Regions from separate parts of the Homo sapiens genome. Here region 1 is linked to region 2. Evidence: read pairs that join two places in POLR2A ChIA-PET (ENCODE). Cell type or tissue: A673. All regions are shown on one strand. Region 1 overlaps IL1RAPL1 (interleukin 1 receptor accessory protein like 1). Region 2 overlaps IL1RAPL1 (interleukin 1 receptor accessory protein like 1).

The links. Peaks named below come from ENCODE experiments on the same cell type or tissue, not always from the same donor. Only the 100,000 strongest peaks of a DNase experiment are listed, where the experiment ranks them.
Region 1: POLR2A ChIA-PET joins it to region 2 with 6 read pairs; 2 of 35 experiments call an interaction of 5 or more read pairs at or near these places.

Annotation. Positions count from the first base shown.
Region 1 is chrX:29,429,311-29,437,310 of GRCh38, reverse strand. All of the region lies in intron 5 of IL1RAPL1 (interleukin 1 receptor accessory protein like 1), which reads right to left. Among named protein-coding and RNA genes, the nearest start is that of MIR4666B, 140 kb to the left of the region's middle. In A673, no CTCF peak of the experiment used is centred here; no DNase peak of the experiment used is centred here.
Region 2 is chrX:29,343,837-29,351,836 of GRCh38, reverse strand. All of the region lies in intron 3 of IL1RAPL1 (interleukin 1 receptor accessory protein like 1), which reads right to left. Among named protein-coding and RNA genes, the nearest start is that of MIR4666B, 230 kb to the left of the region's middle. In A673, no CTCF peak of the experiment used is centred here; a DNase peak (open chromatin) is centred at 3,246; H3K27ac peaks cover 746 bases.

The DNA of each region.
Region 1 (8,000 bases), 85 kb before region 2:
TATATTGGACTATCTTAGCTTTCCACTATTTGTATGTACCTCAGTCTCAGTAATAATTATTAACAGCTATGTATTGTAAACTTACCCAAATGATTGAATCTATAATAGAATTATAAAATTTAAAACACTCTGATTTGGAGGTGGAGAGGCATCTCAGCATTTATAAAAAGTCCCACAAATAAAATATTCTCTGTTTATGTAGGAAGTAATAAAAATTAAATAATTTTCTTATTTGATCTTACTTTAAAATTTTGCATTTGTAGAGACAAATTTTAATATATTTATACATGTATTAAAATGTCACTGTGAAATATTCTGCTTGTCGCTTGGAGGAATTTCTGCCCAAATTACATGGTACTAATTGCTGTCACGTAAGATATAAAGAATTGAGAGCAAAAATCTCCAAAAAATTGTAACACACACACATGTACTTTATAAAAATAGACAAACATGAAGGCAATTTTAAATAACACAGTATGATAAAGTAATATCTTTTCTAAAATCTCCTTTAGGACCTATTAGAGTACTCTGTATATTCTCCTTTGTGAACTCTTTATTTTTGACTTTGCCTTCAGTCACTTCATAAAATTTTTATTTCATTCTCAAATAGCTTAAGTCTTCATCACTCAGAACCCAGTAATTTTAGCTATTCCTAGATTGACTCTCTTTCTCAAGTGATTAAAGAAAAGGAAAGGTTTTTGCTCCTCTCCATCACCTCCTGGGTTATGTCTCCTACACAAGTGGGAACAAAAAAAAAGGGCGGGGGAGTATGGGAATTATTATAAGATGTTTATATTCTTTTGTATTTTTTTCTCAGAAGTCCTCAAAACTTTAGCAAATACAATTTAAGCCCTAACTTCTATCTAGGTACTTGAAAATGCAGGCAAAATCACGGTACTTAGTAAAATCAAAGCTGCATTTGCAGCTTTTGCAAAATGTCCCAGTAGCAGAATTCCTAAGAAAATGGTAGAAAGAGGCTCATTTTGTTACTAAAACTAAACAATTTTGAACAAGATTTTTGAAAAGTGATGAAAATTACTATAATATAATCCAAATCAAAGGAGTTATTTTTATTCATCAGTAAGAAAAATCTAAAACATACTATGACTGTGACTTTCCTTCTCCTTCTTCCCCATATCATTTTAATTAGTTTTATCTTTTTTGTTGCCTTGCTTCCAGGGAAGCAAAATGTTTCATGAAAATATATTTAACATAATAACTGCCAGTCCAATGGACTTAATGGAATTTTTAGATGTGTTTGGCTTACCCTGAAAGAATGGTTTATATATTGGTATTATGTAAATATATTTTTCAATCGGAAGTTATGTTTTTTCCCCTAATGGAAGCTCAGGTCAAGAAAATTTCTATAAAAGCATGATCTTTTCCCCATTTCAGAGTACTTTAGATACTAGACTTGAAAAGAAAAAGTGACCATTCCATTAACATAGAAATGTATTAGTACAATTTTTAAAAAACTATTTTTGCAAATTTAGTGAGGCTGGGTCTTCAGAGGTTGAAATACTCTGCTGTCAATAGTGACTTAGGTTAAAGTTTAATACATACAGTCAGAGCCTCAACTTCATCAGCAGGTTTTTTCTTTCGTAAATGTAATAGAGAACCATTGCCAACTTTTTGTAGTATGTCACAAGACACATACCATGTTTGAAAATGGTTTAAATAATTTTGACCTTAGCAATTCTATTAATAAAACCACAAATGCATTCATAAATCAAGCAGTTTAAAAACAACGGCACAAAACCACAATGAGGTACCACTTCGCATTCACTAGGATGGCTACAACAATAATAAAACAAACAAAAAACCCAGAAAACAGGAAGTGCTGATAAGAATGTGGAGAAATTGGAAACTTCAAACACTACAAACATACGGATTGTAGTATTTGAATATAAAATGTCCAACTGTTGGGGGAAACAATTTGGCAGTTCCTCAGGAAGTTAAACAGTTACCTTATGATTTAGCAATTTCACACCTATGTATATACCCAAGTAAATTTAAAACATGTTCACATTATCAACTTGTACACAAATGTTCATGGGAGCATTATTCATAATAGCCAAAAAGTGGAAATAACAGAAATGTTCATCAATGTGATGAATGTCTAAACAAAATGTGGTACATCCTTACAATGGAATATTATTTAACCATGAAAAGGAATAGAGCGCTGATAAATGCTACAGTACGTATGAACCTTAAAAATACGCTATTGCATAAGCTAGTAACAAAAGATCACCTATTGTATAATTCTGTTTACATGAAATATTCAGAATAGGCAAATCCACAGACAGAAATTGCCAGGAAATAGGGCAGGAGGTAGAAGAGGCAGAATTCAAAGGTGTGGGGTTTATTTTTGGAGTAATGGAAATGTTCTAGAATTAGACAGTGGTAATGGTTGCACAACACTGTGAATATACTAAAATCCACTGAATTGTACACTTTAAAATGGCTAAAATAGTGTATTTTATATTATGTGAAATCTATTTGGATTAAATAATGCTTTTGTGAACCTAAACTATAAATTAAAACAATAATTGATGAGTATTTTTAAGTATACTCTGTAAGGTATAATGAAATACTATCAAACTATATCGATGATTCTCAACAAAAAGTCCCCAAATCTAAAGCATAATTATTGGCCTTCATTTGTTTTACAAATATATATTATTCCACTCAAAATATTAGGAAAATGTTGGCATTTGCAAAGTATTAAGATGTATCAATAACAAATCTCATAAATAACTTTGGAGAAGTGGACAGCAGATTAGATGGCAAAAAACAGTGTGACAACTATGAAAAGAAGTATTACTTCACATGACCAGCACGTTAAAATATTTGGAATGAGCCTAACTGGAACGAGAGCAATGATCATATTAATCTGATGTGTTCACACTCTCCTGAGTTTTCTCCTTGATTTTTACCTTTCCATAAAATCTGTTTTTTTAAAAAATATCTCTTCATGGACTCATTATATTTTTCTCAGCCTAATGACATTTTACAAAAGAGATAAAGATGAAAGAAATCAAATAAATATGTCAGTTCAAAGTCTATAGAGCAGAAGTGATTGAGAAGGGAACTGAGAAGGTTTATAAATTTCAGTATGAAAAGAATACATTAGAATGTTAGAGCTCTTTTTAAATAAAAGAGAATTATTTATGATAAATAAAAACTGGAAATTATTTAATTTTTTAAAAAAATACCTACACATAAAATTAATATAAAATATCTATTTTATATACAAATATTTTCTATAAAGCTTACATGCATTAATGTATCCATAGTTATCATCATCTTTATTTTTATATGAAGTCAGTTCAGAAGAAAGCAAAAATAATTTGTGAAATGAATAGGCACAGAGCCCTATACAGTTCCCAAAGGCACAACTGTAAAATGCATTCATTACTGTACATGATTATTATCTTTTAGGCAATGTAATTAATAAGGACTACAAAGAAAAAAAGTAAAAAAAAATGACAAAAAGTTACAAGATGAGGGAAATCTTTAAATATGCAAATAGCCAATATGCTTACTTAAAAACTCAATGAATTAGTTATCAAATTAAGGATAAAAGAATAAAGAATTAAAACAATAGTGAAGACTTACTTTGTGTCTATAAGTTTGGCAAAGATTAAACAAATTGATAATACCCTATGTTGTAAACAGGCATTCTCATGCAGTATATGAAAGAATGTATATTGGTAAAATCTTTTGGGAAGATAGTTTGGAAATTTTTATAAAAACAAATTAAATGTATGTGCCTCTCTATCCAGAAATTGCATTTTGAAAAATTATTTCTAAAGACAGCACATCAAATGCACAAATGTGATACGACATGATATTCATCAAAGTATTACTTAAAATATAAAAATCGAAGGAAGAATGTATGTCACAGGAAATTGGTTAAATAAATTATATATACTTGAAAGGGATGATGTCTATATTAATATGGAAACATTTCCATATTGTTATTAAAGCACAAAAACAAATTTTAAAAGCACATAAAATATGGTTAGAAAGATCTCTGGAAGGATGTTTGTCTAAAGGCAAACAGTGGTCACCTCTGTGGTACGGGATTTTAAGTGATTTTTACTTTGTGCTTTAAACCATGCATTTTCAAAGAGGCAATATTATCCTAATGGTGCAAAAACTGGTTCTTGGGTGGGAGCAAACAAATCTTAGATACTGTAAGGGTTTATGGCACCCCAAAAGGCAGCAGTACATAAACAGACATACCATGTATTCATGGTATTAAAATCTCATGGGGAGATGAGGCAGGAAAAAATAACTAAAAAAGCTCCTTAGCGGGGCAGTAATGATTTTTAAAAGGTTGAGAAACACTGCTTTAATCTGTGATTTGCAGTGTCTTATTTTCCACATGTACATTTTTGTTTAAACACACACAAAAAACTACTTTCAATTTGAGAAACAAATCTTCATTTTGAGAAAGAAACAGAAGGCTTGCTACTACATTTTAGGAATATTTCCATCATGAATGATAAAAGTAGAAGGAGAAGTATTATGGTTTAAAAGGGTAAGGCAAGTGATGGCAGGTAAATGAGTCATTGCTATATCTTAGAACATTCATTTAAACCCTTTTAAAAAATCTCTCCACTTATCTATTCCTTTACTCTGCACAGTAAACTTGGAGTCTAAATAATGTCATAGAAAAATTGCACAAGGCAGAGTTAAACAGGCAAGAAAGATTTTATTAAAGACTTGCAATAGGTGACACAGACAGAACTCAATTCCACTAGTACAAAAGGTGGGATAATTTTTAAGTATTGGGGTGAGCTAGTGGAAAAGTACTAGAGGACTTTGTGTAGGGAGAGTTGCTCAAAGAGATGAGGCCATATGTGCAGATTGTCACTTATCTATCAAAGTTAGGCTCCTACTGTCCCAAAGAGCCTGAGAGGTAGGGGTACTATCTTGCTTGATGATTACATTTCAAAGGGCTAGCTCCCAGATCTTTGGGAAAGACATTTCTGGGGTGTAAAACTGGCAAGAGACTGAAAGAAGATTTACACCTTAAAGGGGCAGAGAAAGAATTGACCATTCCATATTTTCTAAAGTGAATGCTCTAAGCAAAGGGAGGTCGGAGGCCAATAATCATGAAAGGATCTATCTAAAGTTAGTCAAGCTGAGGGGAACATTAAGGCTTTCTGGTCAATAAGCACATCTGTAAACCGCTTTCATTCATGAGTCACCTAAGTTATGTGGTTTACTAAAATTATTTTTTTATTGTTGTCCTATGGCTAACAATTAATGCAATGTTCCACAGTGAGTCCAAAAGAGATCAGCTAAGTTCTTATTTAATATGAAACAAACTGAGTTGTAAAAGTTTCTAAAATGTTTAAAGAGTAACATAGGATACTGTTAAAACTTGAAATAAAATATTTTAAGCCTTTAAAAATAGCATTATATACACATTTAAGGGGGCTCCTTCTAATTCCCACTAATGATAATTTGCTGTGGTAGTACTTAACATAATATTTCTTATTAGGAAGACTTCACTTTTCCTTTTCTTTTTTCTTCTTTCAAACCCTCTGCTACTTTTTCTAATTAGGATAAATGTAGTAGCAAAAAGGGAATGATGTTGGTAATGGGAAAAAAAATTACAGAGGTTTTGAGAATCTTTAAAATATTTTCTCCTATTTAAGCATTACATTTGTGAATTATAATATTATTAACGCTTTAGACATATACTTAGATAATATGAACCAAAATATCAAGAGAAAAGGAATAATATATTTTCTTGATTACAAGCGGATAATCGAATAAATGTATGCTGATAATTCTGGGCTAGTGTGTTCATCACCAAGCACCTTGTGTGAGGATGAAATACTTATTAACATGCGTACTGCAGCACAAGAAATCTACTAAACAAAAAGTCATTAGCATACCTTGAAGAATCTCAGTGTTCCATGTAGTTCTTAGCTCACTATGACTATTTATTTGCAATATTCTATGTGCTTTTTTATTAGCATGGTCTTCAATCAAAAAAGGAAGATGTGAATGTTTTTAATGTGAATATTTTGAAATGAGAATTACTGAGGTAGAGCACATTCAAGTCAGACTTCATACACTGTAAAATCTGAATACTCACATGCAAAATTGCTGCAAACAGCACTTTGAGTTTTCGGGACAGTTCATTATGGTAGGCTCTGCTGCCTATGTAATCTTGAAGGCAGCAGAAAAACTGCATTGTGTTATATTGTAGACCGCATCATAATTGAGTGCTACTGCTGTGTTTGTGGCTTCCAGAAAAGTTATTAACAGCAAACAGTCTGTCAGATAGTTACAAACATGGATCACGCAGATATTTATTTTAATTTGCTAGAATTCGCACCCTAGTATAATCATTCTATTCTCCTTGGTATTTGGGGGATGTTATCTTTACTATGACATCTATAGCACATCTAACATCTTATTAATAGACAAACCTATACATTTACCAAGAGTTTCTCTTCTGATCTCTTTTTCATGTTAATTATTTTAATTATTTTATTACAAGAAATGAAAATATAGGTTTATATATACATATACACACACGAAATACAAATATATAGATTATAAGTATACATTAGACTTATTTACATATATACACACACACATTTATATATCTATCATGTAATTTATGTAGATACAGACCAAATCAACCTTATATACATAACATACACATACACACACACACACACACACACATATATATATATACACATATATAAAGTGTCATATATTTTACACTGAAATACAGACTAGCCCTATTCCTTATATTGTGCCTTTGAACAATAAAGAAACAGAAAGCCTAACAAAGATTTGTATGTACTAATAGTAGAACCACCCTGTGGTGGAAATCTGAGGACCCATTTTCTCCTATACACAGTCAGAAACACAGTTAAACCTAATGGAGAAGAGGCCTGTCCATTTCATAGAAAAATTATTTTTCGATGAAACATTTTTACCACTCTCTACCTTGGATGCAGTGACTACTCCACAGCACTTGCTCTCCAAGATTCTGTTTACCTGTCGTAGGTGAGACAAGGTATGGGGATATGGGTAGTAAGGGGACCCCAGGAAGTTTGTGTTATTTTTATTTTTCCATTTTTATAGTCCATGCAACTACAAACCTTTGGAATAAAATGACTACACGTTGGGGGAGAGAGAGAGAGACAGACAGAGAGAGACATAAAACAAGATTAAGTCTCTACTTAGATGTTAAAAGACAATTCTTGACTGTATGCAGTGGCTCATGTCTATAATCCCAGCACTTTGGGAGGCTGAGGAGGGAGGACTGCTTGAGGCCAGAAGTCCAAGAGCAGAGCAGCCTGGGCAACAGAGCAAGACCACATCACTATTTAAAAAAAAAAATACACACACACACACACACACACACACACACACCACACACACACACATATATATACACTATAATTATATATATGACAAGTCTTTATGTAAATGAATGACTGATATGAGGTTCATTTCTATTTCTGAGCACCACCTACACAACGAATTTCTGAGCAATGCAACACTGAAGAGGAGTCTAGAGATGTACTTGTGATTCTTTAATAAATAGTCTGATGGGGCCAGAGAGGTGAGATCTGGAGAAAGAAAAAGTAACTCACTGATTACTGAGGAAGAGAATAGGAGTTTATTTTTCTTCATGTCTCTATCCTGGCTCCCTTTGCTTTTCATTTTCTGAAGTGCTACCACTGAAAATATCTCAAGGGTTGACTACTGGGCATGAAAAGAATCCGTGATTAAGGAGGGAACTGAGAGACCACTTCCATTTAGGAGTGAAGACTGAGGCAAAGAGAAGGAAAGAAAAGGTGGAAATACCAAGCTACAGAAGGAGGGAAGGAAGTTAACAAGGTTTTTCTCAAATGGCTATTTGTAAGTACCACTTGTATTCCAAAACTAAATTGTGTTGCCAATTGTGTATTGTTTTCTTAAATTCCTCCAGTAGCTGTTAATTCGGGGCCTAA
Region 2 (8,000 bases):
TTTTGAAGGTTACAGATCATGATGGTAGGGCAGCTTGGATAAAAGCACAAAAGTTAAGAACACCAAGCCCATGGATTTCTAGACTACATCCTTGGCCTTTATCACCTTCAAAATCAGTAAGTATTGCTGCTTACGCAAAGAATGAAAAGAATGTACGGCAAATCAAAATCCATTCTTACAAAAAACATTAGAAGGCTTACCATGTACATTCGATATTTCTTCCTAAGTATTCATTATACAATTAAATACCAATTTCATATTGAAAGAAAACCTTTCGGCATGAAAATGAACGCAAAGGGAATAAAGTTATATTTTATACTGTAATCAGACTTTCATAGAAAAATAACAGCCACTTATTATATACCAAACAAGGTACTAAGTGTTTTATTCACATCGTCTCCTCAAACCCTCACAATAGCCTAGGAAGAAGGCATTAATAGCCTCATATAACACTTAAGGAAATAGATTCAGGGAGCATAAATAAACTATAAATGGTAGACCAGGACTTGATGCTGGGTGTTTTGAATCAAAAGTCTAAGTTCTCAACACGTAAGACAGTGTTATTTTATATAAATAAATTCAGAATAAACCAAGTGTCATCTCATTTTAAAAAGCACTTTTAACATCTATACCACTTCAATAAAGTTCCCCCAAAATTCCTTATCAGACCTTTGACAACTTAATGTCAAACTGGAAAAATACTGTTTTGTCAAGCACACTATCCTAAATGTAAGTTTCTTAAAATTCTACATCATCAACAATGTCTTAGCAAGAGAGAAAAAAGGCAAGCTGATAAACATGATCAATTTGAGATCTAAATGATCGTGCAGATTAGAGTAAGGTTCAACTACAGTAAGTCCTCACTTAATGTCATCTATAGGTTCTTGGAAACTGCGACTTTAGGTGCAACAACCTCATACACAACCAATTTTCTCATAGGCTAATTGATATAAACAAGATTTAAGTTCTTGTAACATATTTCTTGTCATAAAATATCACAAAACTTCTAAAGACCAACGTACTTCTAATATTAAACATTGAAATACATATGAGCTATACATCATTTAAGAAAGATTCATAAAATAAGTAAATCACGATTTACCTGCTTATTCCAGTTCCGAGTCACAAGTGGTGGGAGCCTATCCCAGCAGCTCAGGGCGCCATGTAGAAATCTACTGTGGCCAGGATGCCAGCCCATCGCTGGGTGTGTGTGTGGTGTGCACGCATGCACACGCACACACACACACTCACTCAGACTGGAACCACTCAGACACACCAATGAATTGAACATGCACAGATCTTGGATGTGGGAGGAAAACAGAGTACCCAGAGAAAACTCATTCGGACATTCAGAGAAATGCAAATTCCACATAGACAGTGGTCCTGGCTGGGGATTGATTTTTTTTCTCATCAGTGTTATAATGAAACAACATTGAACAAAACGATGTTATCTGAGGACCTGATGGATAGTAAGGTGAAATATAATAGCAGTGAAGGGTGAACCTCCACTTGGTTACATAGCGAGCTGCAGATGATTAACAGGCATTGGTGGCAGTGTGTCTATGAGCCAGGTGGGGGGGGGGGTGTATCCAAACACACAACTGATTTTAGCATATATATATATATATATATATATATATATATAAAATAACAGTATGTAGACCAAGGGAGGGGCTGGTCTTGTTCTTCTCCATGCTACTTAGACCAAAGACAGTGATATGACTGGAAACTGTCACATGAACCATTGTGCCAAGTAGAGATGTTTAGCCTATAAAAGAATAAAGGAGCATTGGAAGCGGGAGAGGTGACAGAGGTGGACATATGCCCTCAGGCATTTATCTATGGTGAAACCCTATTAATTTCTGTGAAGGATTTTTATTTCAATTTCACATGTTAGATTAATTGAGCCTAGAACCTATGCAAGTTGTTTTTAGTTTTCTATTAATTTATTTATATCTGGGAAAACTCTAGCAGGGAGCAAGCAAAAGAGGGCATGAAGATATTATACTGCCGCTGAGCACCATTTACACTCCCTGCGTTACTGGAAGAGGAGGCTAAAGAGGGACTTTATAGCTTTCTTAAAACATCAGAGGAGCTTTTGTGAGACAGAACCGCAAATGCTCTAGGGTAGGGTCCCAAGATGTAGAACTAGGTTCAAAGGGAAAGAACTTTAGACAACTCAGAATAAAGAAGAAATTTCAAACTGAATGGTACAAACAGAATTGCCTGCCTCAGGATGTCATAGACTCGTTGGGGCTCAGAAAACAATGCCCCAAAATGAAAGCCTCAAAAACAGCTTCAGAAGCAAAAGTTTTTCTTTGACCTCTTCCCACCCTCCTGTCTCTCTATCCCATTCTCCACGGAGGCTGGCCATAGAAACTAGAATCCCTCTTCCCCAAGGCAGGTCATAGAAGCCAGAACTCCTTTTGTCCCAAAGCCACTCATAAACTTAAAGATATTACTCTAACTTTCTCTCTGTCCTATCTGTGTACAAACTGGCCATAAAGAAATGATCTCACTTACCTTGTTTGACTATAGGTCAGAAGACCTCCATTCCAGAGAGGGTCCTGATCCATACCCACAAGGAAGAAATACATGAACAGAGAGGCCAAGAAGAATCTAGACAGATGGGCCTTGCTGGGTTTCCCCACTCAATCTATCAGCATTAGATCATATCATTTTTGTCCAGTCATATTTCTGCGTGGCTGTCTATACTTTGTTGAATCTAAGCAGAAAAATGGACAATTTCCCCTGTGTCTTTGGGTCTTCATTCTGAAGGCTCCCGTATATACAAGTTAAATAAATTTGTATGCCATTTATCCCACTCATCAATTTGCCTCATGTCAGTGATTTTGAGGTAACCTCCAGGGGGCCACGGGTTTGGCCTCCATAGACTCAAAGTTCAAATCAGGATAGAAAAACATTTGGCAGTTACAAGGAAAGGGCTGGAACTCAAGTAAGATGAGTCCATAGGACAAAATGAGCTACAAAGTCTCCCCTCTCCCATTTTGAGATTATTTTAGACTAAAGCTCCCAAATATCTTTCTCTATCTCCCTCAGGAATGTCCAACCTCATTTTCAAATACTTGTTTGAAAGAGTCACCCTCAAAATTCTTCCAGCATCTTAAATCCATTCATTTAAAGACAAGAATACATCATCTGTCCAATTTCCTGTTTCTATTCTGAAACTACATTATTCTAGTCATCCAAGCAGGAAAGCAGTCATTATGGGCCCCTCTCTCCCCTCCTAAATCAGTTGCTAAATCATGTGGATTCTGCTTTAACACAATGTCTCTCATACCCAGCCCCTCCTTTCTAGTTCATTCTTACTATCTTAGTCAAAGCTTTCACTATTTGTCACTTAGGCCACTTGTTAATGAGTTGTTAACTCCTTACACCCAGATATGATCCAAAAGTTACATTGAACTCTTCCATTTTCTTTCTCACTACAATTATAGGTGCAACATCCTCTATTTCTGCCAAGCTGTTTTATTTTAAAGGTTTGGATTTTCTCTCTCTCTATCTTAGGTAATATTAACCCCTTACCTGGGGTGTCCCATCTCATTTTCACCTTTATGGTCAAAGCTCATTTCAAATACTACCTTGTTACTCTAAGACATCTTTACAAGAGTGATTACTCTAATTTATAATACTTTATACCACTTTGTTTTAATATTTTCTTCGGGCCACAGTGTAATTCATTTTGTATTATAAGTATAGTAGTCCCCCTTACGTGCAGTTTTGCTTTCTGTGGTTTTAGTTGCCCACAGTCAACAGAGGTCCAACAATATTAAATGGGAAATTCAAGAAATAAGCAATTCTTAAGTTTTCAATTGCACACTGCTCTGAGTATTGTGATGAAATCTCATGCTGTCCAGCTCTGGTCTGCCCAAAACATGAACCATGCCTTTGTCCAGTGTGTCCTCACTGTACATGCTACCTGCCCATTAGCCACTTAGTAGCCCTCATGGTGATCAGATTAACTGTCTTGGTATTACAGTGCTAGTGCTCAAGTAACCTCTATTTTACTTAATCAGGGTCCCAAAATGCAAGAATAGTTATGCTGGCAATTTGGATATGCCAAAGAGAAGCCATAAAGTGCTTCCTTTAAGTGAAAAAGTAAAAATTCTCAACTTAATAAGTAAACGGCTGGACATGGTAGCTCACATCTGTAATCCCAACACTTTGGGAAGCTAAGGTGGGAGGACTGGTTGAGCCCAGGAGTTTGAGACCAGCCAGGACAACACAGGGAAACCCCGTAACTACAAAAAAATTTTAAAAATAGCTGGGTGTGGTGACATGTGCCTGTGGTCCCAGCTACTTGGGAGGCTGATGTGGGAGGATTGCTTGAGCTGGGGAGGTTGAGGCTGTAGTGAGCCATCATCATGCTACTGCACTCCAGCCTGGGTGATAGAGAGAGACCCTCTCTCTCCAAAAAAAAAAAAAGAAAAGAAAAGAAAGAAAAAAAATCACCATATACTGTTTGCTAAGATCTACAGTAAGAAGAAATTTTCTATCTGAGAAATTGTGAAGAAAGAAAAAGAAATGCATGCTAGTTTTGCAGTTGCACCTCTAACTGCAAAAGTTACAGCCACAGTATATAAGTTCTTAGTTAAGATGGAAAAGGCATTAAATTTGTGGGTGGAAGACATGATAAAAAACATGTTCCATTTGACAAAATCAGGTTCAGTACTATCCATGGTTTCAGGCATCCACAGGGTCGGGTAAGGTAGGTCTTAGAACCTATCTCCTACAAATAAGGGGTGGGGGAGACTGTATTTGCAAACCCAAAAGAATTCACCCTATTATACTTCAAAAGGCTTGAGCACAAGGACTGTTATTTATCACTGATGCTCTGTAAAATCTGGTACAGTGTAGTTGTTCAATAAATATGGAATGAGCTAATTAATACTGCCATTTTTCAGCGTATATGTTTCACTCTTGATTTTAAGCTGTTATTCTCATTAAAAATGTGACAATTAAGTGTATAATCCATACACAATCTTCACCACCACTGGAGAAACCTGTCAAGGTGTATTTCCTCTTGATAGCCAACAGTGAGGATTTAGTGTACCCTGAGAAATGTAATTCACAAAATCAATTAGCTCCCTGGATCAAGAGGATATATCACATTCGCAAATTAATTATCTGCTTGAAACTCCTTTCCTCGTGGAAATTATTTTTGGGTTTTATTTAACAAGCACAAATACGTATATGATGCCTACTCTGCTCAGGCATTGTTCTACCTGCTTTACAAAATGTAACTCATTTAATTTTATCATGCAGTCTTATATGTAAACTCTTTCAATTCAGGGATGCTACTAGAAGTACATTTTATGGTGCCTGCTTAGCCACATCCCCTTTTAAATGAAACTGCTCCACTAAGAGCACAGGTTCAAGCTCAGCTGAAGGCAATCAAGAATCCTCCCAACTCCTACCACTCTACCTGCCTCCACAGGCACTCCTACACTGATGACAAGTGAGTTGGACCAGAGGTTGACAATGTGGAGGGAAGAATAATGGCCTCCCAAAGATGTCCACATGCTAAACCCCAGTATTTGTGAGTGTTTTACCTTACATGGCAAATGGGAGATTGTTGATGTGATTACATTAGGGATCTTTAGATGAGAAGATTATCCAGGTTTAGCCAGATCAGCCCAATGTAATCATAATGGTCCTTATAAGGGAGACAGGCATTACTATATTCCTGACTGCATCTGAGTGAGGATATTAACAACAGCACCAAAGAGAGAAGAAATGAATCTTTTCCTCATTGGAGCCTTTTGGGCTTCAAATCGAAGAACTGACTGGCCTTAACAAACAAAAAGGAATATATTTTAGTGACAACTCAAAGCCAGAGAAAGTAACTTTCCTATTTTAGAGTAGATATTAAAAAGTATAGGGAAAGGAAATATAAAACTTTTGCTAATCACCCAGGTAGTTAAGCTAATAATATTCCATAGTTGTTTGATTTGTAAGGTGATTTAATAATTAAAAGAAAAACTGTCATATATTATTCATGTTTGTACAAACATATATATATATATCAATTTCTATCATAGACTATTCACAAAATAAATGCTAGATGGATTATAAATCAAGTTGCTTTTATTAAAAACCTATAAATGTACCAGAGTTTAGAGTCTGATACTGGCTTTCTTAAATAACACAGCAAGGGGAAAAAACATGAGACAAAGATTGATACATTTAACCTGTAAACATTTAAGAATTTTCAACAACCTAAGCAAAGTAAAAAGAAGATAAATAAGATACTATATCTGCAAGATATAAAATCCAACAAAATTAAAATGAACAATTTACAAAATATTATCTATAAATCAATGAAAAATAAAACAAACCAATACAAAAATGGAGAAATGTTATCAATGGGCATTTCAGAGAGAAGGAAGACAAAATAGACACTAAGAATATGAAAACCAGAGCTTGTGAGAAATCAGAGAAATGCATATTACAACAACATGTCAATAGCATTTTCTCTTCTCAGTGCTTCCAAAAGATAGAGGGGCTGTGAATTCTCATATCCTACTGGTGAGAAAATAAATCGATACTGACATTTGGAGGGCAATTTGGCAGTATCTATTAAAATTCATGATGCCTGTACCCTTTGACTCTCAGTTTCTCTTCTTAGTGCCTATCCCAGAGAAATACTTGCTTATGTGTACAATGAGGCATATTCATGGATTATAACTGAAGCATTATTTGTAATGGTGAAACATTTGGATAATTCTAAATATCTACCAATAAGGAAACGATTAAATGTAACTTTTGTGTAGTTTAAGCGTGAAATACTCTGTCAGTTAAAAAGATGATCTACGAAACAATCCATCAAGTTTCCATTAAAAATGTCTGATTGGTCGTGTCCTGGTCTTAAAACATGGTTGGCCAGGCGTGGTGGCTCACGCCTGTAATCCCAACACTTTGGGAGGCCAAGGCGGGCAGATCACGAGGTCAGGAGTTCGAGACCATCCTGGCCGATATGGTGAAACCCTGCCTCTATTAAAAATACAAAAATTAGCTGGGCGTGGTGGCATGTGCCTGTAGTCCCAGCTACTGGGGAGGCTGAGACAGGAGAATCGCTTGAACCAGGGAGGTGGAGGTTGCAGTGAGCCAAGATCGCACCATTGCACTTCAGCCTGGGTGACAGAGCGAGACTCTGTTTCAAAAAAACAAAAACAAAAACAAAAAAAACATGGTTACCTCTGGAGAAGTTGGAGAGTAGAGTGAGTAATGGCCAAGGGAGATTAAGATGTTCCCTGTGTGTGTTTTATTTTTTTACTTTTCTTAAATAATAGGAATGGATGTGTGTATCATTTGTCTAATTAAAAATGTATGAAATTTATAAATACTTTAAAAAAGGAAAGTGAATCAAGGCAAATAGCTATGTAAAATGAATAGCTAGATGAAAATTTCCCTTTTCTGTGAACATAAAACATAGTTCATGTTTATGATGTTAAAATATAATTCCATAGATGAAAATAGGAACTTAAGTATGGCCAAAAAGCCACTAAAATTAATAATTTATTTCTTTTTCAATTTCAAAGCAACATGGCTTTCTATTTCAATTTATTCTTACTCTTTTACATGGAATTACTGTTCTGGTTGAAAGGAAATGATCCACCCAACCATAAAAGACTAAGTGAAATCTCACATCGGTGAAATTTTCTGAGGAGATTTACAACTTGCATTTGGAAACAACAGAAAGTAATGCATGCTATTGAATAACGAAAACATAAGCATAAAAATGGAATATTTTCATATGTATGGCAAAGCTTTGAAAATATCTTCATACAGAGTGTGCTGATAAATGTCAATTTTCATACTGTACTTGGCATCTTGTTCATTTGCATTAATCTACTTTCGATATGTCCTAATGCGGAATTCCTCCCTTGCTCTCCTACCTACATTTGTGTGTGGTGTGTGTGTATGTGTGTGAGAAAGTGAGAGAGAGAAAGACTAATGTGGGCCAAGAAGTGAAAGCT